Regions from separate parts of the Homo sapiens genome. Here all the other regions are linked to region 1. A link is a loop called in an ENCODE intact Hi-C map of the cell type or tissue named here. Cell type or tissue: dorsolateral prefrontal cortex. All regions are shown on one strand.

Region 1 (5,000 bases):
AAGATGCTTTCAGGAAGAACCTGTGAAGAACTCAAGTATCATAATGACTTGCCCTTTGGAGAGGTCGAGAAAGGCTTCTTGGAGCAGCGTAATCTCTCTCATGAGAAGGATCCTCAGAGTGCAGACCCGGGTCATACACCTGCCTGGTGGCTGGGACAGCAGGTGCAAAGGCCATGAGGCATCACAAAGGGTGGAGGAGCAGAAAGCCCCATGTGGCTGAACTTAGTGAGCCAGGGAGAGCATGGTGGGAGGGGAGGTACAGGGGAGGCGCAGGAGACAGAGGATGCAGGGGCCTCGTCAGGACTCAGGAAGCCAGAGTGAAGCTTCAAGCGGGGAAGTTGTAGGAGCCCATTCACATTTTCGGAAGATCTCTTGGCGTACCAATAGTACCACAGAGGCAGGGGCTAGGCACAGGTGCGTCTGGTAAAATGTAGCATGCCAGACTCCCATCCCTTCCACGGGGCCCCTGTTCTGCTTCCCACTGGGCCAAATCCAGAGGCCTCTGCGTGTGCCAGGCAGGTGGCTGCAGGAACAATCGCAGGCCCAGCCCAGGGAGGCCGGCCAGACAAGACCCGCACAGCTCAGAGACAGCACAACATGCCGGGGCATCCTGTCGGCGTTCAGAGCTATGAGTGTGTAGTGGCCCCTGGAATGCTGAACCTGTGTCTCCTTTCCACTCTGATGTTTGGTCTCTCTCTTCTTTCTCAAGAACGCCTGTATTAATTTCTCATCTAGCAAGTCCCGACCCTGCGGTTTCAGAACATGCCCTGTGCTGGGCCGGTGGGGTTTTCTAGGATGGAGAAAATGAGGTGGTGGGGTTGACTGACACTGAGGTCCAGGCCGGACTTGGAAATCCATCTGCCAGCACGTGGTTTGTGTGAGCAGCTGTGAGCTCTGTTTAGGGTGTCTCCCTCTGTGATCACTGAGAACTGGCACTCTGCAGCCCACTTGCAGGGTGTGGGCCTTCCCTTTATGGGGGCTCGGCTAACAGCACACAATAAGAAGGAAGAGGGGGTGTCCCACCAGAGATCGGCCTCCCCAGGAACAGACTCAGTCCCTGTCCATCCCTCCAAGAGGACTTGACCTCAAACAAAAGAGAAAACTGGCAATCATGTGGCCTGCAGCACGAGCCCGTAATGAGTCCATTTGACGTGCATCAAAAAGATCAATTTACTTCTCGGAGCTAAGCATCCAAACGATTTGATTTCTTTTGTCCGCTTAAAATCAATGTGTCTAATGGACTTGAAGGGCTGGGTTCTTAGATGACAGAGGCCTTTGTCAGGGAATCAATTAACCCATTGCAGAGATCTTCAGTTCAGACGTACACATCCCACGATTATTGTTGAAGAAAATAGCTCCTCTGCTACTGTACCAAAAAGGAAAATTAAAAAGTGTCTATGAAATGGATACACAGGGAGTTAATCCTGCCCTAGAGGAGCTCTTAGTGGCCAACAAGGGAAAGGGTTTATCCAGCAATTTGTTGAGTTTGCCAACATCAAAGAGAACGTAAACACGCAAGATGCTGTTGCTTGTCAATGTATACACCAGCTTCAAAGCTGAAGTCTGAGGATAGTGTCAATGGCCCAATTTAGACGTTATTAAAGGGTGCTTTGGGGAGTGAGCACATGAATTGAAATAAAAGGGTTGTGGCTACTTCTGGTTTAGAGGAACTCAATTTTTTCTCTTAATAAAAGCCCCCTAATTTCCTCAAGTAATTAACTTAATGTTCACTCCAATTTCTTTGTGAAAACTAACTTCGCTGAGCGGTGTGCCTTTCTTTGTGTGAGATTTCCATGGTAAGAGAGTAAAGGGCCACTTTTGTCCTCTTCCCTCCCCACAGATGAGCCAGTCCAAGTCGGAACGAAGAGACCCTGCCTCCACATAGCACAAACGTCTTTAAGAAGACTGCCTCTAACAATCTTTTTTTTTTTTTTTTTTTTTTTTTTTGATTCAGAGTCTCACTCTGTCACCCAGGCTGGAGTGCAGCGGTGCGATCTCAGCTCACTGCAACCTCCGCCTCCTGGGTTCAAGCAATTCTCCTGCCTCAGCTTCCCAAGTAACTGGGACTACAAGTGCCCGTGCCCACCACCACACCCAGCTAATTTTTGTATTTTTAGTAGAGACGGGGTTTCACCATGTTGGCCAGGCTGGTCTCCAACTCCTGACCTCAAGAGATCTGCCCGTCTCGGCCTCCCAAAGAGCTGGGATTACAGGCGTGAGCCACCGCGCCCAGCCTGCATCTAACAATTCTTACATGCCAGTGTTTGATTTTGTCAGAAAGCCTGTGTTGGCTTGGTGTTGAAACGGATCTGCTTGGGATTACTCCCTTGGGATGAAATATGGCCAGTTCTCTGTCAACAAATGTTTGACTCATCACAGGAGAGATTCCAGTCTCAAAAAAAGTGACTGAGGACAATAGTGAGCTCTCTGGGTCTGGAAATAAACGCAGCAGCAGGAGGGTATTCTTCTGTATTTGGCTTACAAGGTAATTTTAAATTACCCCAAATAGTAGAATATGTGACACCAGATTGATGGTATTTGACACTAGATTATTATTTTAACAGGTCAGAAAGGTTGAGGGGGGCACCTGGAGATTGGATCCTAAAACATTTTCTTGTGCACAGCCAGGGAGAGCAGCCGTGCCTGGCAGTGGGACCCACACACAGCTGGCAGCAGACCTGGCGCGCTCAGGCGCCCTGCTTGTGGCATCAGTGGACCTGCAGTGACCCCTAGTGCTCCAGAGGTGGCAGCTCAGGACAACTATTTCTTCCTCCAAGAACAAACGCATTGACATCTCCCTTCATACCCAACATGCACACGTTGTCAGGTCTTCATGGGTGAAATTATATTTTTAAAAACTGGCAATGAGTCTTATCATCCCAAATTAATAAATAACATGGCCAAGCTCACACGCTTTCATTCAGGAAATCCTGCAATTCGGTGTCTACAGCTATTATCTTGCACCCTCCATGCTGCCTAAAATATAAATTATCTTGCAATTGACTTAAAAATTGAAACATGAGAATTTATATCATATACATTCTTGAGTCAAACTTCAGTCATTCTTTAAAATCTGCCAAACAACTGATCACTTTCCAGTGAGTACAGCCACCCAACACTGAGATTTTATAATGTTGGTTATTCACATGGATCGTTTCCAGACTAGAGGCTGCCAGCAGGATCCTCCACTTTTCCCTTGTCCTCCATCACCACCCTACTGTCTTAGACTGCTCAGGCTTCTATAACAAAAATACCGTGGCTGGACGGCTTTAAAAAAAACAGACTTTAATTTATCACTTCTGGAGCCTAGAAGTCCAAGATCAAAGTGCCAGAAGATGCAGTGGCTGGTGAGGACCTGCTTCCTGGCCCGTCGATGGCACCTTCTCCTTGCCATAACCTCACACGGTGGGAGAGGAGAGACCAGGGGGCTCCTGGACCTCTGCTTTCCTGACTTAATCACCTCCCAAAGCCCCATCCTCCTGACACCATCACACTGGGGCTTAAGATTCCCACAGATGAATTCTGGGGATACATAGTTTATAGCAACTGCTTTCCAAGATAAAATGAGTCACTGGAAGAAAAGCAAAAATACTGATTCCTTCAGTGTTGCATAAGAAAAAAGAAAAAGAGAAAGAAAGAGAGAGAGGAAGACGGAACAAAGGAAGGAAGGAAGGAAGGAAGGGAAGGAGGGATGGGATAGAGGGAGGGAGGGAGAGAGGGAGGGAAGAGAGGAAGGGAGCGAGGGAGGGAGGGAAGGAAGGAAGCAGTGGGGAAGAGTCAGGGAGCACGCTATGTCTTGCCCTGGAAGAACATGATTTTGCGTGTGAGTTAGAGACAAGAGGGTTTGTAAGAAATTCGGAATCATGCCAGTATTGTGGAGAATCTTAGGGTTGGAGCATCCCAGCCATCACCTAATACAATCTTCTCACATTAGAGCTGAGGAAAAAAAAAACTGAAAGAGGAAAGTCATAGACACAGTTATTGTTGCCTTTTAAAAACACTGCCATAAGGATACAATAATTTAGAAAATAAAAATCCAGCCAGGTACAGTGGCCCATATCTGTAAACCCAGCACTTTGGGAGGCCAAGGTGGGAGAATTGCTTGAGTCCAGGATTTTAAGACCAGCCTGGACAACCTAGTGAGACCCTATCTCCACAAACAAAAAAAGGAAGGGAAATTATCTGGGTGTGGTGGTACACGCCTGCAGTCCTAGCTACTCTGGAGGGCGAGGCAGGTGGATCGCTTGAGTCCAAGAGTTCAAGACCAGCCTAGGCAACATAGTGAGACCCCATCTCTAAAACAATAATAATAATAATAATAATAATAAGCAAAAGTAGCTGTGTGTGGTGGTACATTCCTGTAGTCCTAGCTACTTGAGAGGCTGAGGCAGAATGATTGCTTGAGGCCAGTCGTTCAAGGCTGCAATGAGCAATGATTTACTACACTCCATCCTGGGTGAGAGAGTGAGACCCTGTCTCAAAAAAAAAAAAAATCTAACAAGAAAACACTTCTCATTGCCAAAACTGGCCTCTCCTAGTCAATATTTTCAGTTTGATCTGAAAGTGGCTATTCATGAGTATCCTTGGCTGTTTCTCAGGGACTGTTTCAAGTGAACTAAACTCCAAGCTGTTTAGGTTTGTTTTTCTCTTCTCTTTTCTTTTCCTTTTAATCTGGAACTCCTGAACTGGGACCACTTTGGAAATAACTTCTATAAAATCCATTATGAAAAATCTGTGCTTAAAACACATGTATTTATCAGATATTTCAAAATGCTTTCTAAAATTAGCCTTCAAAAAATGACAATTTAGCTAAATATTCCTTGCTAACAAAACTAGTGTTCATCACATATGTGCCTACCTTGAGTGGATGCCTATTAATAAATTGCAGATGCTCTGATCATCCACCTTCTCGTGCTGGATGAAACCCACTGTGTTTCAAATGCAAAACAGTGCAGTAGCTGAAGATTAATCTAGAGGTGGCACCTAAATCGGACCAAGTG
Region 2 (5,000 bases), 940 kb before region 1:
CTCCAACTGTAAAATGGGGAAGTGAGGCCTCATCTGGGGGGTTTTGTGCTCTTCTGCACGCAGCCCCAGCACTTGGGCAGCACCTGGCACTAAATGTGTGTTGACAGGTGAATGGTGAGCACAGGGTCCCGGGGTGGGGGTGGCAGCTGTTGGCACAAAGATAATGGGAATCTGGAGGGAAGTTTGCTTTAGGGAGCTTATGAGGACAGCCTACTGAACTGAATAAAAAGCCATTTTTAATTTTTTTTTAAAAAATGACGATTAAACATATTCAGCCCTGGTAGGAACAGAATAATCTCTATTTCTATATACCTCACCCCTGGAAAACTTCAATTTAAGCAAAGCTTTCCAAACCTACTAAAGATTGATTTTTTCTTTACCGCCACAATCCTGTTATTTCTCCTTTTAAGAAGTAGAAAAGGGTTGAGCTATTTTCCTAGGTATTTTATTGCTCTGTTTTATAGCTTCGAAATTAAAATCCATTTGACATTTAATAGAAGCTGTGAATCTATACACTGTCCCAGGGTCAGACTTTTAAAGTGTAGCTCAAACCTATTTTGCTTGGAGGTTCTGTTTGTATGGTGCACAGCTATAGAAAAACATAAGTTCTGGAATAATGACATTGACCAGAGCTAGCATTTATCCAGAATGGGCTGGGCTCTGGCCATAGTGTTCTATGTGACTTGCATTTTCACTAAAGATAGCTTATTTTTCTTCAAACGCTAATGGCTTTAATAGTCAGTCAACGGTTTAATGTTTGGGAAATGTGAGGCCCGGTAGAAAACATCAGCCTCCAAACTTTCATTCAGGCAGGGCTGCGCTGAGATCTCAAGTTTTGCTCTTGGAAGCTGAGTGATCCTGGACACCTCTCCTGCCCTCTGCTCGATGCTTCTTCGGGAGAGTGGAGATCATGACCTCTCTTTGGGGAATAGCTGAGGGAGGGCACATGCACTATTGCCTCTCCCTTCCCCTGGAAAAAAACCTGCCAATACTCAACCGCGTTCACAGCTTGCAGCGCTGTGCACTAGGGGAAGCCGTGGAATATGGAAAGCACTTATGTTTAAGTGCTGGGATCAGCCCACAGCAGGATTCCCACCCGGTGCAGAGCACTGAGAACCCAGGGAGAAATTCCCGTCTCACTCTTACTTCGAGTTACGTTCTACTTACGGATTTGGGGAGGCCACTGGCCAACATTATGTAACATATTACTTCTCTCTTATGTTTTAAAAGTGTTTTAACGTAACATCTATAATTCTTGGAAGTTCAACGCATCCAGGATGTGTAAGCACCAGCCCGTGCACAGCACACAGTAGGTCCTCAGCATGAAATCCGAGATGCAGATCCTGCTGCGTTGATTGGATTTCCAGTTAAGCCCAGAGGAAACTCGGGACAAAGCATGTGTGAACTACATTGGAGGTTAATGCAAAACTTATGTGGATTTTGTTTTGCTTTGTTTTTTTTGAGACAGAGTCTCGCTCTGTCGCCCAGGCTGGAGTGCAGTGGCGCAAACTCAGCTCACTGCAAGCTCCGCCTCCCGGTTCACATCATTCTCCTGCCTCAGCCTCCCGAGTAGCTAGGACTGCAGGCGCCTGCCACCACACCTGGCTAATTTTTTGTATTTTCAGTAGAGATGGGGTTTCACAGTGTTAGCCAAGATGGTCTCCATCTCCTGACCTCGTGATCCGCCTGCCTCGGCCTCCCAAAGTGCTGGGATTACAGGCGTGAGCCACTGCGCCCGGTCACTTATGTGGATTTCCAAGTAGTGTGACCTGGTGGCTTATTGTACGATACTGGGAAGCATTTGAGAGTGGACTAATAATAATACAAGGACACCAGGCTGGGCACAGTGGCTCACGCCTGTCATCCCAGCACTTTGGGAGGCTGAGGCAGGTGGATCACTTGAGGTCAGGAGTTCGAGGCCAACATGGCCAAACCCCATCTCTACTAAAAATACAAAAAATCAGCTGAGCAGGGTCGCAGGTGCCTATAATCCTAGCTACTCAGGAGGCTGAGGCATGAGAATCACTTGAACCCGGAGGGTGGGGGTTGCAGTGAGCCGAGATCATGTCACTGCACTCCAGCCTGGGTGACAGTGCGAGACATCGTCTCAATAATAATAATACTAGGACAACAGATGTAAACCTCACCCGAGCAGCATAGGGACAGCCTGCCTGGGGGTTGTGATTGGGTGCCTGGGCTGGTGTATTGTTAGGGACACAGATTCTCCAGTGAGCTAGAGAGGGTGGGTCCCTTGCCTCGGGCCACTTGGGTGGGGTGAAGAGCTGGGTGAGGACTGGGTCTGACTGCAGAGCCTGAGCTCGGGCAGCGCCAGGAGCACAAATGGCCCTGCTCTCCCCCTTCCCTGCTGCTGCCGTGGCAACTCCTCCTCACTCGGCCCCGTCTTTCCTGCTGTGCCTCCCTTTTTCTCTCCCTCTGCCTCTGTCTCGTCATCTCCTTGTCTGTCTCTGTAGCTCCTCTCTCCCTCTGTCTTTTTCTGTCTCTCATAGTCACTCTCTCAGTCTCTGTAGCCCTCGTCCTCCTCTCTGTCTGTGTCTCTCTCTGTCTCTGTTTCTGTAGCCTTCCTCCCTCTCAGTCTCTGTTTCTCTGATTGTCTCTTCCTCTGTCTCTGTTTCTGTAGCCTTCCTTCCTCTCAGTCTCTGTTTCTCTCATTGTCTCTTCCTCTGTCTCTGTTTCTACCTCTATCTCAGTCTCTAGCTCTCTCTCTCACTCTCTCTCTCTCTCCCTGTCTCCCTCCCTCCCCTCCTCTCCTGTTTTACACCTAACCCTTTTCTAAAGTGGTTCTTCTCACCCTGATTCTCTCTGTATTCTTGGGGAGAAGGGACCATTTCTGAGCCCCACCCTGGGTGTAGATGCCCCTGGATGCAGCCAGAGGTGGGAAGAGAAGCCCCTGGCTGACTGTGCAGCCCCTAGGGCAGGTTTGCCCCGAGCTGGGTGTGCACCGAGCTGAGTGTGCACTGAGCTGCTGCGCGGCAAGCAGGGCCAGGACGCGGGTGAGCCACAAGGTGGGGCTCACTGCTCAGGCACAGAGGCTGGGCCATCACCAAGGTGCGGAGGCACTCGGGGCTCCTCCTGGCCGCCTCACTCCTGACCAAGCAGGGAGCATCCTGCTTGCATCGCGTCTGGAATTCTCTGAAAATACAGAGAGGGAAGAGGCAGAGAGAGAAGAGCTTCCTTCCCGCTGTGAGCTCAGTCCCCACCTCTGAGAACAGGAGGAGGCATCTCTGCGTCATCCTGACACTTGGCTCTCCACCATCTCCTGGGCCCTCGCGTGGGTGCACCTGTTGCTCTGCAAAGCCTGCTGGGCACCTGCCAGGAGTGTGAGCCCGCAGGCTCCAGCTGGGGACTGTGATTAGGGGAGGGGCCAGGCATGGAGAGACCCTCCCCTCCCCCTGCCTCTGCCTGTGTGCGCTTCCTGGAGGCCTCCTGGTGATCTGTGTCAGCCCTGACAAATGCAGTCCCCAGTCAGCGGGGTGCTTGCCTCACATCAAAACAACGCTGCTGTAGGAATCAGCTCCGAAGGCCGTTTCTGGGGTATCCTGGAATTCAGAAGGAAGAGGATGGTGACATGTTGGCACTGGTAGAAGCCGGGCCAGGGTCTGTGGAGGACCCCGGTGGGCTGCAGCCTTAGGGGTAATGCTGCAGGGGAAGGCCTGCTTGGAGCCTCAGCCCCTGCCTGTTGCAGGTGCGTGCACAAGCAGCTGGGCACACCGTCCTGGGTCCTGGGCTCCCAAGCCCGCCGCGCCCTCTCCCCTGAGCCCCACTTCCCATCTGTCCCACTTCTCCTGAGCTCTGTCTGCAAACGCAGCTGGACCCCATCTCCACTGCACTCCCGGACCGAGGGGCTGTAGGGTCTTGCCTGGGCTGTTCCAGCAGCCTCCTCCTTCCAGCCCGCCCACTCCCTCCCCGCAGCCACAGGCACCAAGTCAAAGTCCGCTTCTATCCACTGCAGCTGAGGACCCTCTGGTGGCTTCCCCTTTGCACCTAGAAGAAAATGCCACTGCTGGCCTGGCTTCTGAGGCCTTGCACAGCTTGCGCTGCCCCCTCCTCGTTCCAGGCTTCTCTGTCCGGCACCTGAGCTTTGCTCACCCTCTGTCTCTAACCGAGCTGCGCCCACGGCTGGCACCTCCTCAAATGTTTCTTGGTTGAAATCACCTTGGAAGGACTTTTCGTGGCCACCCACTGTGACTGGGGTTCCCATTTGGGTTTCCTCTGTCCCCGCACCTGTGTCTGTGTACACTGCACTCTTTGCCATCTATAAACACCAGTCCCCAGCCTGGAAGCTTCCCGAGGGCAGCAGTCAGGCATGTTTACTCATCAGCTGTCCCTCGCAGGGACTCTGATATGGACTGGGTGCTCAGTGAGTACTGGAAGGGATGATTATGCCCCGGCGTACAAGGCGCAACCCTTCCAGAGGGCGTGTTTTTTTATTTTCATCTGATAGTGAGCGATGCAGCACGCCACACACTTGTACTTTAACTGCTCTCATTTCTTTTTCTTTTCAAAGTCGCAGATGACAGCAGTCATCCCGCCCAATCATTGGCACCTGTCGGATTTTGTCCCCATGCCTAGCAAGTAGTCTCTGACAGTTTCATGCCAGTCACAGGTTCTGGTGCTGAGTGCCACGCGGCAAAACGACAGGATCGCCTACTCCTGCCTGGGTGCTTAGATCCCATGTAAATGCTTTTGGCTTAGAAATTGTCTTTCTTTTGCCCTCCCTTCCTCCCTCCCTCCTTCCTTCCTTCATCTCCCTCCTTTCTTCCTCCCTCCTTTTCTTCATCTGTTCTTTGCTCCCATTTTCTTTGATTTCTTCTCCCTCCCTCCTTCCTTTCTCCCTTCTTCCCTCCTCCCTTCCTCTCCTCCTCCCTCCCTTCCTCTCTCCCTCCATCCCTCCCTCTGCCTCCCTCCCTCCCTCTCTCTACCTCCCTCCCTCTCTCCCTTCCTCTCTCCTTCTGTCCCTTTCTCTCTCCTTCTCTCTCTTC
Region 3 (5,000 bases), 100 kb after region 1:
CACCTCCCACCCTCCGTGCACACACTCAGGTTAAGCACTGGACTTTTAAGGATGGATCTGTTTGGAAAGCTGGCTCTAGTTACAGTAATCGCAGTAACGAACGCAGAATCCCCCTTGTATGACTCTGTTCTCACGCTGCTGTAAAGAACGGCCTGAGACCAGGTAATTTACAAAGGAAAGAGGTTTGATTGACTCACAGTTCTGCATGGCTGGGGAGGCCTCAGGAAACTCACCATCATGGAGGAAGGGGAAGCAAACACGTCCTACGTGTCTGGAGCAGGAGGAAGAGAGAGCAGGAGGAGGCAACATCCACTTTAAAACAAGCAGGTCTCTCATGACCACTCACTCACTATTGAGAACAGCAGGGGAGAAGTCCACCCCTTTAATTCAATCACCTGCCAGCAGGCCCCTCCGCTAACACAGGGGATTACAACTCAACAGGAGCTTTGGGTGGAGACACAGAGCCAAACCGTATCACCTTGGCTGGAATTTTGTGGTAGAAGTGTAAGAAGAACCCATTAAAGAAAAGAAATTGGGTAGAGGCTAAGGCAGAAATGCTGAGGTCTAACACAACTGTCCTGCCCCATCCACCATGAGCCCCGCCGGCAGTGCCTCTTCCTGGCCCCCACTGGTGTTTCCCTCTTACTGTGAAATGGGCTGAGGTATCTAGGAATCTGTCTTTTCTCTACTTTCTCTCCTCTTGCCAGCTTTGCCATCCAGGGGCCCCTGTGTGTGCTGCGGATGTGAGTTGGAAAGCGCGTGACTATGGTGAGGCGCCTTTGAAACGTAGGGGCCTGTTGGTTACAGAAGCTGGTCCCTCCGTGCCCACACCAGGGTTGCTCTGCGTCCCACAGTACACACAAAGGGCCCCTGTATGGGTGAGTTTTCCAGCAGGCTCTAACAGGACATGCACAATTGGTTTATAAAAACCCTCAACTTCTACAGACACCGCTCTCATGCCCGTGTGTTTAAAGTGATACGTCCTGTTTGAAAGTACTCTTCCAAGGGGGGAGAGCAGTTTTGTAGGAAGTGAACCATGCAGCGGTGGGCTCAAAGCTCAGGGTCCTCCAGCCTCAGGCTTCCTCTTGGGAACATGGCATGACGCCTGTATCAGGCAGGGTTCTCCAGAGAAATAGAACCCACAGGCGGCGAATGTGTGTGTGAGTTTGTGTGAATGTGTGTGTGTGTGTATGTGAAAGTGTGTGTTTGTGTCAGTGTGTGTGACTGTGTGTGTGAGAATGTGTGAGAGTGTATGAGTGTGTGAGAGCGAGTGTGTGAGTGTGAGAGTGAGTGTGTGTGAGTGTGACAGCGTGAGTGTGTCTGAGTTTGTGAGTGTGTGTTGTGAGAGTGTATGTGAGAGTGTGTGTGAGTGTGTGTGTGTGTTCGGGGGAAGAAAGATATAATGATAATGATGATAGATTAGATAGATGGATCAACAGATACAGGTATAGGGAGGTAGGTAGATAATAGACGGATAGAGATATATAGGTAGGTGGGTAGATAGATGATAGAGGAATAGGTAGATAGATAATAGACAGAGGTATAGGTAGGATAGGTAGGTAGATTAGATAGAGCTATCGATCGAGAGACAGGTAGATAGATAGACAGGTGGATAGGTAATTGATGAATAGATGATAGACGGAGATAAATGGCTAAGTGAAGAGAGATTTTAAGGAACTGGTTCCTGACTGTGGAGGCCTTCTTGTAGTGGTGACTTGCAGGGGACGCCAGCAGGCTAAAAACCCAGGCAGAATTTCTATGTTATAATCTTGAGGCAGAATTTCTTCTTTAAAACGTAGGGGCCTGTTTGTTACAGCAGCTTGTCCTTCTATACCCACTCAAGGGGCTGCCTCTGTGCCCCATAATAGACACAAAGGGCTGGTGCACAGGTGAATTTTCCAGCAGTCGCTAACAAACGGTGCATGCACAATTTATTTTGTAAAATCCTAAACTTCTACAAAAATCCCTTTAATGCCCGTGCGTTTAAAGTGGTCTGTCCTCCGTTTCTTCTCTAACAGATTGGGAGAGGCTCGTTCACATTACAAGGGTAACCTCCTTTACTTAAAGTCAACTGATTATAAATATTAATCACATCTGCAAAATATCTTCACATCTAAATAGTATTGGGCCAACAACCAGGCACCACAGACTCGCGAAGTTAACGTGCAAAATCGACTACCCTTATACACTCCATAGCACTGTCAGTTCCTAAGATTGGCTGTGGTGCAAACTATGCAAAAATTAATAAGTATCAAAACTTGACATTTTCTCCAGTCGGCTTCAAGGCGGAGCAAGTCAGACTAGGACGTGATTTACAGCCTGGGAAGTCTTCCGTGGAAACACCGGGCTTTCTGTGCATGAGGTCAGGGCCAGGACGGGCACGCGGGTAGAAGATCATCTTGAGCGTTCTAGACTCTGACAGACGGTCCTTGTGTCCTTGGCTCTGCTGGTCCTGAAATAAACTGCTTGGGACGGGGGCTGGGAGTGGCAGGATTAGGGGAGAGGAAATTAAAGAGAGAAGGAAGAGGATGGTGCCTTGAAGGACAAGGACAGGTCAAGGTCAAGCCAAAGCAGGGAAGCCTCCGGAAAGAGGGCAAGGAGAGTGGCGGGGTGCGAGCGGGGCGCTGCGGAGGAGGCTGCAGCGGCAGCGGTGCGGGCAGGAGCTCTGATGCGATGCGATGCGATGCGATGCTGCCCCCCTGTGTCCTTCGACGATATTGCTGCGGGAAGCTTTCTGTGCTCAAGACCTCGTCCATCCCTCCATCAGCTCAGACCTTCTCTGCGAATAGCTCTCCGGGTGGTAAAGAGATGCATCACATTTAAAACTTCGAGACGTCCTGGATTCACTTAGAAAGATGGGAAGAGGCTCACGCCTGTAATCCCAGAACTTTGGGAGGCTGAGATGGGAAGATTGCTTGAAGCCGGGAGTTCAAGATAAATGCGAAGATCCCACAAAACTGGGAGCATCCCACATGTGGAGATAGCTAGACTGCCTGTTTAGATGGGGCACCGCTTCCCGTTCACCCCCGCCCTCCCCGCTCCCTAGGCACGCTGGAGGGTAACACCTGGGATCCCCCGGCCTAAGGGCAACACACAATTCAGGTTAATTTCACCCATCAGAAATTAGGAATTCAGTAACAACTCAAGCCAAGGAGAGAGAGGATGCCAGGTGGCGCTGTTACGTCCTTCTCGTGCCACGAACCCCAGCCACCCTTAGACTGAGCTGGCGTTTACACAGCGACGGGCTCTTAAAATCAAAGTCACTTCATCAACACTGCAATCCTGCGAGGTGTGTCATAAGGAGCCCTTTCTCCAGATGTCAACAGTAGAGCTCAGACACGACCCCTAACATGCCCTAGACCACGCACCCCAATGACCTAAGCTGAAGCCAGCCTGTCACCAGTCACCCTCCACCTCTGCGTCACCTGTCACTGGAGACCAGCCCTGTCTGACAGAAACACAACGCGAGCCACATACATGATGCTAAATTTTCCAGCAGCCACATTTTAAAAAGTAAAGAGAGGCAGGTGAAATTAACCTGAATTGTGTTGTCCTTAGCCCAGGAGATCCCAGGTGTTACCCTCCAGCGTGCCTAGGGAGCGGGGAGGGCGGGGGTGAAAGGGGGGCAGTGCCCCATCTAAACAGGCAGCTGCTTCTCTGTCTCCACATATGGGATGGGAGGGCCCAGTTTTGTGGGATCTTCCCATTTTTCTTGAAGTCCTGGCCTCAAGCAGTCTTCCCACCTCAGCCTCCCAAAGTGCTGGGATTACAGGCATGAGCCTCTTTCCATCTTTCTTTCCCTTTTTTTTTTTTTTTTTTTTTTTTTTTCGTGAGAGGGAGTCTCACTCTGTTGCCCAAGGCTGGAGTGCAGTGGCATGACCTCGGCTCACTGCAACCTCTACCTCCTGGGTTCAAGCAATTCTCCTGCTTCAGCATCCCGAGTAGCTGGGATTACAGGCATGCGCCACCACACCTGGCTAATTTTTGTAGTTTTAGTAGAGATGGGGTGTCACCATATTGGCCAGGCTGGTCTTGAACTCCTGACCTCGTGATCTGTCTGCCTCATCCTCCCAAAGTGCTGGGATTATAGGCGAGAGCCACAGCACCTGGCCACCTCTTCCCGTCTTTCTAAATGAATCTGGGACGTCTCGAAGTTTTAAATGTTATGAATGAATTCCAATTTTTCTCAAATCCTAGACAGACCAAACAAGCTGTGTGCGTGTTGGTTTTGGCCTCTGGCCTGCCAATTTGCAATCTCTGTAGTGCAGTAACATCCCTGGAAAGGGAGACCAGCCATCTCTCGGGAGCCTTCGGGTGGGACACCCACATTTTAAACTGAGACATAAGTTTGAAGGGGGCTTGGCTTGCACAGCATCAGCACTTCCATGGTGCTGGCAATACATTAGGCACCGTTCTAAGTGTTTTACTCATACCAACTCATCTAATCTGTGCAAACACACTATGAGGTAGATGCTGTTATCATTCCCATTATACAGACAAAGATACCAACGCTCAGAGAGGTCCAATAACTTGCTCAAAACCACCCAGATAACCTGGGATTTGAACCCAGCACCCAGCATTTATGCGCTTAGCCGCTATGTGTTAGTGCCCGTCTGCTGAAAGATGCCTGCACAGGCTCGGGGTGCCCTGGCACTACAGCCATGGCCAACAAGAGGTGTGAGGAGTGAGAGAGGGAGCCAAGGTGGAGGCTGGACAGCCTTCGATGGAGACAGAGCTATGTGTGTCCCCCAGGGTCCGGAGCTGATTCTGTCTTCCTCTGATTCCTGCCTTGAAAGGGTGTGTGGTGGATTATATAACTGGATCCCAGCTCCTCCAGCCCTCTCCCCCTCCCTGGCTTCTCCGTGGGTAGAATGCACCTCCCACTCCATTGCCCCTGGACTGCCCAGGGGATGGACCTTGGCGGATGGAATGCAGGCACCAGGACAGTGCGCTATCCCACCCCCCCCAGGGAGTGGCTGCTCCTTCAGTGTGGGTTCTGG
Region 4 (5,000 bases), 1.1 Mb before region 1:
AACATATACTGCATGTTCAACAGTGCATTTATCAAATAAACACAATATAATACACGTCTGGGCCAGGCGCAGTGGCTTATGACTGTAATCCCAGCACTTTGGGAGGCCAAGGTGGGTGATCAACTGAGGTCAGGAATTCAGAATCAGCCTGGCCAACACGATGAAACCCCGTCTCTACTAAAAATACAAATAATTAGCCAGGCGTGGTGGCTGGCGCCTGTAATCTCAGCTGCTTGGGAGGCTGAGGCCAGAGAATTGTCACTTGAACCCGGGAGGTGAAAGGCTGCAGTGAGCCAAGATGGTACCACTGCACTCCAGCCCGGGCAACAAACGTGAAACTCCATCTCAAAAAAAAAAAAAAAAAAAAAAAAAAAAACCCACACATCTGTATGGTGAGATCTCACACATTTTTAAAGAGTGCTCATTCACACCAATTAAAGAAGATCATTTCCTGTGTCTACTGATTTAGAAAGACAGCTGCTAATACCCTGAATTCTACCAGACTAAAGCTTTATTTTTTCAACAGATGTTTTACACTATTCGTTCAACCCTTACGACCTACCAGGCTCTGTCCTGGGCACTCAGTGGAAATGCAAACCCCAGCTTCCTGGAGCCTGGCACTAGCTGTCACTGCTGTCCCAACACTGGCATTTGACGCTACTGAGACGAGGTTGTCATCAAAATATAAACGACATCATTTTATGTGCCTATTTTGAAATACGAGTCTCCCCAAATGTACCAGTCACTGAAAACTTCCCGAGCTAAAGCTGGCAGGCCACGTGAACTGAAGGCTGAGGCCACATGAACTGAAGGCTGCGCGGCCCTGCGGGAGTGGAGGTGCGGTCCAAGCCCGCAGGCAGACACACCACGCCTCGTCAGGGTCTGTCTCAGGGTGGCATTACACAGGGTATTCGGAAACGCCTAAGTCGCCTGGGAGAAAACCTGCCGTGCATTCCTGGGCCTCTTCACAGACAGAAGGATAATTACACAGGAAGATGGCAAACACTAGGGTTTTGACATTTGACAAGACAGACTCTTGGGTCCCCAAGGAATGAGCGCACCCGCCCCCCAGGCTCACAGGCAGGGCAGGTATTCACAACAGCCCCACACTGCCAACATCTGGGCACCCACCGACAACAGCATGGATAAATGCCTCGTGACGGCTCGTACGAAGGAGCAGTACTCAGAAGTACAGGGGAGATGCTCACAGACAGAAGTGCTAAGTGAAAGGAGACAGCCACAGCCCAGCACAGGACAGGCGAGGGTAACCTGTGGGGACCAACGCTGGAATAGAACAGGTTTACCTTCTGAGGGGGGCAGTAAACTAAGGAGAGAGGCAAGGAGGGCTTCCAAAAGTTCCTCCACTGAGATCCAGACTGCAAACACAGCAAGCTGTGCTTAAGATTAGAGACCTTTACTATGGTATGCACGTTCTCCCCAGCTTAAATAACACTAATAAAAGGAGCCTGCTGGGAGGTCGGTAAGAAAAACACAATGTAACAAAACTCTGGGGACTCTCCCTTCACAGTGCTGTGACTTTACAGAAAGCTATTTCCTGTGTCGGTCACGAGATGGTGAGGTAGGGCCAGGGATAAGGGTGGCACAGACACCCCCGGAACCTGGCCTGAGAGCTGCTGCTCCTTCCAAGGCCACACAAATTCAGGGAGAACTCTCTCTGAGGAGCGGGCTTCCTGTGGATTTCCCATGTCACAGCCTTTATTTCTCTACCCAGGACGCCAAGGGCTGCTCGACAGATGAGCTCCAACTCTCCTTACTGGTGTGAACCAAGGAGGCTGCCATGCAGCCAGGGGGCACAGCCTGGGGGCTGCTGGCAAACACGCCTCCTTCATGAAACATTTCCCATTCTTGAAAACAACAGACAGATCCTGGCCCATCCCCAGCACACACGCCCTGAGAGCACCAATGCAGGGGAAGTCCACAAACAACCTGTCAGACAGAAATGATGAATGAAAGGTCAACTCTGAGATGTGAAATTAAATTAAGAATGAGGATTAAATGACTAGAAAGCAACGAGAATGACCAGCCAATCCTTTATGACACATTTAAAGATAAAACAAAAACCAAGAACCAGAATCTTCGTCTTCAGAACTATGGACTTTGGTCTTTCTTTGAAGGAAGTCTGTCCCATGTACCACAAGAGGATCTTATTCCTCGGGCTGTTCATCTTCAGGAGAAGGTGGGAATGAAACACCAGCCCCAAATCCACATGTCCTCCTCAGAGCAAGCAGCCCTGAGCTGGCCATGGAGGTGGCACCCACAGCCAGAAAACATCAGTGACAAGTGTCCATGGGACATTGGTGGCTTGGAGTTCTGGGCTTTACATTAGGACTCCACAGGCCTATACTCATGGAAGGGCTCTGGGAATTCTGCAATTTCTGCAGAAAAGTCCCTAAACGTTCACCAGATTCTCAAGGGGATTTGTAACCTAAAAGTGGCTAAGTACTACCGGACCAGAGCAAATGCCACATGATTATACAAGAAAAAGTAACAAGGTTGTTTCTGTAGATAAAATATTTTTACAAAGGAAAAGAAAGAAGAAACCTTCGCTTGCTGGGTCCATTTAAAGGCATCGTAAACCTGGAGAAAGCAAAACTCAGCTTTTATGAGTGGTTCTGTTCAACACTCAAGATGCCACCTACTGGTATTAATTGTAAAAACCCATTATGATTGATCACAAGTAATATGTTTATTTTTAAAAGTAACTTACTATCTATCTTGTCTTTTTCGTATCAGAAAAGGTGCTGTTAGGAAAAGAAAACGAAAGTACACCACCAAGTTAAAGAAAGGGAAGCTTGGGGTACAGATTCAGCTGCCTCACGAAGACTGAGCTGGACGGGCGTGGAGAAGGTGCTTGTCTGTCAAGGACGTCCCCGTAAGGAGCGGTGGCTGCAGCAGCTGCTCGCTGGGCTGTGGCCAGGGCAGGCTTGGCCCCTGGGATGAGAAGAGAGGCCTGCTTGTCTCCTGAAAACCGTTCATGATGTAAGGAAACACAGTGATGCAAGCAGCACAGAGCAGTGCTGTGGAAGGAGCGGTGGACAGGCAGCTCGGGACAGGCCATCCACGTGAAAACACCTCCGCTCACTCAGCCATCTCCTGAGTGCCTGCGCCTCCCCCTCACTGGCTATTTTCAAAAGGGACAGGATGCTGGCTCTTACCAAAGTCTGTGTGACTGCTCATCCATCCGATGGCTTTGATAGACACCAGTGCCAGCAGTCCAGAACCCACGAACGACCCGACGCCAGAGAAGAAAAAGAACAAGCCCATTATGGCACTCTGCATGGACTTGGGGGCAGCTGAGTATGCAAATTCCAGGCCTGAGGAAAGAAAAGGGAGGGTCGTTTTTGTGAAAGGGGCACTTTAACACATGGGATCAAAGCTTTCACCTAATATAGCAGAGGAAGCGTGGGGTCTCCTAGGGACTGAGTCCTGCAGACAGGCACAACCTCTTTTCTATTAGGAGGACGATGCTTACTAGCGACCAAGAATCAATGGCTATGGGCCAACTGTTCATTCTCCTAGCCATTAGGATAATTCCTAATAAATTCAATGAGCAGAAAGTTAAACTCCTTGCTCTCAAGCTTAAAGGTAATGTGATTTGTTGGCTCTTAGACTTTTGTGTTCCTTAAAGAGATTAGAGAAAAAATTTTCCTATATTGTCAAGGAATGGGAGTTTGAAAACAAAGTACACACACTAAACTGGGAAATCTACATAAGGATTCTATTTCAGAGGCAATATACTTTATCTTTTTTTTGTTGAGACGGAGTTTTGCTCTTGTTGCCCAGGCTGGAGTGCAATGGCAGGATCTTGGCTCACCGCAACTTCCGCCTCCCTGGTTCAAGCGATTCTCCTGCCTCAGCCTCCCGAGTAGCTGGGATTACAGGTGCGTGCCACCATGCCTGGCTAATTTTTTGTATTTTTAGTAGAGACAGGGATTCACCATGTTGGCCAGGCTGGTCTCGAACTCCTGACCTCAGGTGATCCACCCGCCTCGGATTCCTAAAGTGCTGGGGTTACAGGTATGAGCCACCGTGACAAGGGCAATAGACTTCAAAACTATTTTGGCAGGCCCATCTATAAATTTAGATTTTTATAACTAGACACGGAGATTTGTAGTGTATTCTAAATAGAAGTCCATTCCGTTGTGATTTATTCCCTTTACAAATTCATTAGCCAATTCTGGATGAGTTTTCTACAGTGAAAACCACCACTGACTACTACCCACACATCCATCCACCTCTGCATATCACTCATCTTCTCTTCTCTCTCACTCTCAGCAGCCGGACAGATCTGCCCAGAATACACTTGTTCAACCACTGCAGGATCTCACTAATAGGAAAAGGGAGGCCTGTGAGAACACGTTTCTAAAAATTAGATCTGCTTCTTTACGTACATCTAAACGAAGCGCACTGAGAGCTGTGAGCTCAGCCCAGCCACCACGGCAGCATGGCCGAGGGCTCCGCTGGGAACTATCCAACCACGATTGCTTTCTTCTTCTCTGTCCTGTGGCACTTACAAGGTAGTTAACAAACTTTCATGAAAATATTTTGCGATACTGTTTTTACACAAAGAATGGAGAACCTCAGCACTGGTGTGTTTACCTAGCGATTCATATTCTAAACCACACACTGCCAAAAACTACAGAAGTGCTGTGCTATCCTTGTCTCAACATATTCCAACAGCACAGTCAGAATGCCCGAGCGCTCACGCTTGTGCCTGGACTCAGACACCTCCGGCACTAAAGGTCCTCACCTGCGATACTTGCAAAGATCTCGCTGATCCCAATCAGCAAGTACTGCGGCACCTGCCACCACAGCGACAGATCGGCAGCATGGTAGACGACGTTGCCGATGGTCTGATTAATGGTTTTCTCTTTAACAAGGTTCAGCCTTTTACTCTCCAAAATTCCTAGAATTCAAAAGTAGGTTAGTGTAATATTCATTTATTAACATTTACAGTTAATCTAAAAATCTGATGTTGG
Region 5 (5,000 bases), 1.1 Mb before region 1:
TAACCAGCCAGGGAGAGGGTATAGGTGTGCCTCTTCTGAGCCACCAGAACTGCAGCAATTCAGAAGAGATGCCCCTTCCAAAGGAGACAGCCTAGGGCCTAGAATCCAATCTTGACCAATTTTCTGATGTCTTTGGAAGTCTGGATTTTCTTTCTTTTCTTTTTCTTTTTTTTTTCCTTTTTGAGACAGAGTCTCACTCTATCACCCAGGCTGGAGTGCAGTGGCATAATCTCAGCTCATGGCAACCTCTGCCTCCTGGGCTCAAGTGATTCTCGTGCCTAAGCCTCTTGAGTAGCTGGAATTATAGGCGCCCACCACTATGCCCGGTTAATTTTTGTAATTTTAGTAGAGATGGGGTTTCACCATGTTGGCCAGGCTGGTCTCGAACTCCCAATCTTAGGTGATCCACTCGCCTTGGCCTCCCAAAGTGCAGAGATTACAGGTGTGAGCCCACCACACCTGGCCAGAAGTCTGGATTTTCTAAAGTAAAAAAATCCCCTGATTCTTTCTCCAGTGTGTTTAGTGGTTTGAATGGTGTTCCCCCAAAATTCATGCTCACTCAGATCTTCAGAATGTGGTCTCATTCCCAAACAGGGCCTTTGCAGGTGTCATGAAGAATGAAGATGAGGGCCGGGCACGGTGGCTCACACCTGTAATCCCAGCACTTTGGGAGGCCGAGGCGGGCGGATCACCTGAGGTCAGGAGTTCAAGACCATCCTGGCCAACTTGGTGAAAACCCCTCTACTAAAAATGCAAAAATTAGCCGGGCGTGGTGGCGGGTGCCTGTAATCCCAGCTACTCGGGAGGCTGAGGTAGGAGAATCGCTTGAACACAGGAGACGGAGGTTGCAGTAAGCCAAGATGGCACCACTGCACTCCAGCCTGGGCAACAGATCAAGACTCCATCTCAAAGAAAAAAATAAAAATAAAAAACAAAAAGAGAATGGAGATGAGATCATTTGTAATTGAGTGGACCCTAAATCCAACGACAAGTGTCCTTTTAAGAGACAGGAAAGGACACAGACACAGAGAGGAGGCCAAGTGAAGACAGAGGCAGAGATGGGAGCGATGCCGCCACAAGCCAAGGGACGCTGGCAGCCACCAGGAGATGGAAGAGGCATAGAGCCTCTGGAGGAAGCCAGACCTGCCAATACTGTGATTTCAGATTTCTGGCCTCCAGAACAGGGAGCATAAATTCCAGTTGGGTAAGCCACGAAGTCAGTGGAAATCTGGTCCTGCAGCAGCCCTAGCGAGGACACCGAGCTATTAGTTCAACTGAAGAAAATAATCTCCAAGCTGAGCAGAGTGTCCCCAAATGCCACACACGGCCGGCGAGTGCCTGTTGGTGATCTCGGCCTCCTGTAGCCTCAGGATCTGACCCGCCCCAACCTGGTCCAAGGCTCAGGATGAAAATCTCCTCCAGCACAGCAAGCAGCTTTGGAAACGCCGGCTCCTGGAACTCACAGGGGCCAACACTAGTCCCTGGAAGAACCGGGTGAATGAGGGGAGGGTGTCTGGATCCAACGCTCTGGGAAGTGCCCCATTGGCGGTTCCCAGACCATTTCTGTCTTGGGAAAAATTCCAGCGTGTGTGCAAGGCGTCTGTCCAGGTCAGCGCCTCTGAGTTGGCCGTCTCTGTTCGGGTCTTCCCATGCGAGGAGTGCCCTCAGTTCACCTAGATGACTTTCCAGAACTCACCTCTGACTCCACAGTGGGGATGCCTGGAAACCTGCTCAGCACTGGCCCTTGGATAACCCGGGAGCTGGCAGCTATGCTCAAGGAATCATGCTCGTGGAGGGAGGATGAGACCAATGGATAGCTTCCCCCGCCTACCCTGTCTTGTGCCCAAGCAGACAGCTCTGAGATGCATTTGAAAAGGCTCCTCCAAAGGACCCAGGGAGTCCGGCCCCAGGCACCCAGGGTGGCCACCAGCTCCGGAACTTCTCTTTCTCCTACTCTCCTTTCTCCCCGGTTTCACTCCCTGTTCCTCACTCCTGCTCCTGAGGCCGCATCTCAGGCTGTCTTCCAGGGAAGCCCAGGCTTGAGGCATGTTCATTCTCTCAAAGTGCGGGAGCAAATCTGCAAGGGCGTATGTCCCCGTACATGACAGACGACTGGTGTGTTCAAAAATCGTATTGACTTTGAACCTAAGAGGTTTTGGAAAAACAACTTGAGTGACCAGGTTCCATACGAACATTCTGGCAAAAGCTAACGGTATTCTTCTCTGCACAATTTCGTTGTTGGAGGCATTCAAGAAAATTTCTTTGCAGTTTTTGAAAATAGCCTGTAGTTCTATGTTTCGGCCACTAGATAGCAGGCTGAATAAGAAATGCTGGACATCTAATGGGAATCTCACCAACTGCTTGACGGAAGGTGGGGGCTATCCTTAAAAAATGGTTTGCTGGGAGGCGGATCACCTGAGGTTGGGAGTTTGAGACCAGCCTGGCCAACATGGCAAATTCCCCTCTTTACTAAAAATACAAAAATTAGCCGGGTGTGGTGGCAGGCGCCTCTAATCCCAGCTACTCGGGAGGCTGAGGCAGGAGAATCGCTTGAACCCGGGAGGCAGAGGTTGCAGTGAGCTGAGATCGCGCCACTGCACTCCAGCCTGGGCGAGAGTGAGACTCTGTCTCAAAAAAAAAAAAAAAAAAGTGGTTTGCCACTGGGCACGGTGGTTCATGCCTGTAATCCCAGCGCTTTGGGAGGCTGAGGCAGGCAGATCTCTGGAGGTCAGGAGTTCAAGACCAGCCTGACCAACATGGTGAAACCTGGTCTCTACTAAAAATACAAAAATTAGCTGTGCATGGTGGCACACGCCTGTAATCCCAGCTACTTGGGAGGCTGAGGCAGGAGAATTGTTTGAACCCGGGAGGCGGAGGTTGCAGTGAGCCAAGACCATGACACTGCACTCCAGCCTGGGTGACAGAGCAAGATTCCACCTCAAAAAAAAAAAAAAAAAAAAAAAAAAAGAAAGTGGTTTGCTCCGGAGTCCTGCTCTGTGTGGAGTTACTCACCGCCTCTACACGTCAGCCCTGCCTCCCCCATCTCCCTCCCAGACCTTCTTTCTGTTCACTGCATGCATCAAGCTTTCTCCTGACTTTGGGCTTTTCCCTTAGTTCTCCTGGCCTGAAACTCTGTCCTTCGATATTAGCAAGCTGGCTCCTGGTCCCTCGGCGTCCCTGGACAAGCCAACCTAAGGCAGACCCCCTCCTCCATCTTCATCATGCATCACATCATCTTCTATTGCTTCTTCAAAACGCTTTCACTTTCTGATATGTGACTGTTTGATGACACGTTTATTCTCTGTCTCTTGCATGAAAATGTGGGCTCCAGGAAAGCTGAGTTCCTGTTTAGTTCACTGCTGTGTCCCTGTCTAAAATGGAGCTACAGCATAAATATACAGGTGGCTGAGGGATATTTGTTGAGTGACTGAATGATGGGAGTGAATGAATGAACGACCTCTGATGCACAATGATAACCAGGCTGAATCTTCTTCTCTGACTCTCCTTTTTTTTGAGATAGAGTCTTTCTCTGTGGCCAAGGCTGCAGTGCAGAGGCACGATCTCTGCTCACTGCAACCTCCACTTCCCCGGTTCAAGTAATTCTCGTGCTTCGGCCTCCCGAGTAGCTTGGCTTACAGGTGCTCACCACCATGTCTGGCTAATTTTTTTTTTCCTCTTTTTGAGAGGGAGTCTTGCTCTGTCACCCAGGCTAGAGTGCGCTGGTGTGATCTTGGCTCACTGCAACCTCCGCCTCCTGGGTTCAAGTGATTCTCCTGCCTCAGCGGAGACTTGAGAATCTCCTGAGTAGCTTGGCTTACAGGTACTCACCATCACGCCTGGCTAATTTTTGTGTTTTTTTAGTAGAGACGGGACTTTGCCCTGTTGGCCAGGTTGGCCTTGAACTCGTGACCTCAAGTGATCCGCCTGCCTCACCCTCCCAAAGTGCTGGGATTACAGGTGTGAGCCTCTGTGCCCGGCCTCTCTGACTCTCTTGGCATTGCTTCCGATGTTATTATGATTCATTGTGAATGAGTCGATTTGAACTCAGCATGGTGTCCAGAACATTAGAAAAATGCTGACCTGTGTGGTTTGCTTTATGTCTTTGAAATATCTGAGCCCTAAAGAGCAGTAAGCGGGAAGTCCTTTGGGTATACCGGGCTTGGTTTGGGTTAAAGATTTTAAATGCTGAGCATAAATCCACCCTGAAGCTTCTCTGATGCTCCCTGAACTGTGTCCATTCCTTCCCTCTAGAAAAGACAAATGACTTACATAGAAGTGAAGTTGTAAATTCTGGCTCATTTAGGTGGCTTTGGATAAGTCACCCATTTACATTTCAGAGTAGCCAGAGATTGTGCTGCGCGTGGGGGAGTGCCAGGGATGTTACAGTCTGAAATAGACAAGTCCAAGGGCTGAGAAACGGAGTGACCACGTGCAGCAGGGCCTGGCAGGAGAGGTGGGGGCGGCTGAGTCTGAAAGGGCAGAAACAGTCCTGCCTGTGTTCACTGTTGCAGCCTTTTTTTCATCATGGAGTTTTTTGCATTAATTTTGAGTTTTTAAAATATTGAGTTAAATATTTTTTATCCTGGCTACCAAGATTTTTGGCACTCCATTCAACTTCATGCCCCATCTCAGCCCTGGGGCATAGGATAGCTTCACCATGCTGCCTACGGGGGAGCTGGGGTAGGGAACCAGTCCCTGGTTTCCCCAAATTCAAAAGACCCAGGAGAGAATGCTGAACTACCTTAGGGCTGTGAGATGATCACTTACTTCTGTAGCTTCAAAAACATGACGAAGCACGTGAGTGCGGCCTGGAAGTTTTACTACATTCAAACCAATATCCTCCATTCATTTCCTATTGCTGCTTCAACGAAGTATCGAAAACCTGGTGGCCTAAAACAGCACAGATGTATTATTCTTCAGTTCTGGAGGTCAGAGTCTGAAATGGGACTCACTGGTCACTCCAGACACTGTGCCTGGTAAAATTCCTATGTGACAGCCCA

Evidence for each region. Hi-C counts contacts between places; a loop is a spot of excess contacts. Peaks named below come from ENCODE experiments on the same cell type or tissue, not always from the same donor. Only the 100,000 strongest peaks of a DNase experiment are listed, where the experiment ranks them.
Region 2: it touches region 1 in a loop (6-fold over the local background); 20 of 110 quality-filtered maps call a loop at or near these places.
Region 3: a loop joins it to region 1, with 8 times the contacts of the local background. A loop is called at or near these places in 11 of 110 quality-filtered maps.
Region 4: a loop joins it to region 1, with 3 times the contacts of the local background. A loop is called at or near these places in 25 of 110 quality-filtered maps.
Region 5: a loop joins it to region 1, with 4 times the contacts of the local background. A loop is called at or near these places in 26 of 110 quality-filtered maps.

The regions. Positions count from the first base shown.
Region 1 is chr12:129,908,921-129,913,920 of GRCh38, forward strand. No RefSeq gene overlaps it. Among named protein-coding and RNA genes, the nearest start is that of TMEM132D, 7.4 kb to the left of the region's middle. In dorsolateral prefrontal cortex, CTCF peaks have their summits at 2,737 (motif pointing left) and 2,942; a DNase peak (open chromatin) is centred at 2,701; H3K27ac peaks cover 818 bases.
Region 2 is chr12:128,966,554-128,971,553 of GRCh38, forward strand. The region is part of intron 11 of GLT1D1 (glycosyltransferase 1 domain containing 1); the gene reads left to right. Among named protein-coding and RNA genes, the nearest start is that of GLT1D1, 120 kb to the left of the region's middle. In dorsolateral prefrontal cortex, CTCF peaks have their summits at 3,024 (motif pointing right) and 3,223; DNase peaks (open chromatin) are centred at 3,028 and 4,571; H3K4me3 peaks cover 589 bases; H3K27ac peaks cover 2,149 bases; H3K27me3 peaks cover 1,843 bases.
Region 3 is chr12:130,011,447-130,016,446 of GRCh38, forward strand. No RefSeq gene overlaps it. Among named protein-coding and RNA genes, the nearest start is that of LINC02418, 28 kb to the right of the region's middle. In dorsolateral prefrontal cortex, CTCF peaks have their summits at 2,714 (motif pointing left) and 2,915; DNase peaks (open chromatin) are centred at 2,695 and 3,165; H3K4me3 peaks cover 1,192 bases; H3K27ac peaks cover 988 bases.
Region 4 is chr12:128,796,083-128,801,082 of GRCh38, forward strand. It overlaps SLC15A4 (solute carrier family 15 member 4), which reads right to left. Exons shown (of 8, transcript NM_145648.4): 6 at 4,772-4,927; 7 at 3,177-3,335. Among named protein-coding and RNA genes, the nearest start is that of SLC15A4, 25 kb to the right of the region's middle. RefSeq lists enhancers at 1,082-2,281, 1,199-1,428, 1,422-1,716. In dorsolateral prefrontal cortex, a CTCF peak has its summit at 2,647 (motif pointing left); DNase peaks (open chromatin) are centred at 819 and 3,093; H3K4me3 peaks cover 504 bases; H3K27ac peaks cover 4,231 bases.
Region 5 is chr12:128,780,182-128,785,181 of GRCh38, forward strand. No RefSeq gene overlaps it. Among named protein-coding and RNA genes, the nearest start is that of SLC15A4, 41 kb to the right of the region's middle. In dorsolateral prefrontal cortex, a CTCF peak has its summit at 2,303 (motif pointing right); no DNase peak of the experiment used is centred here.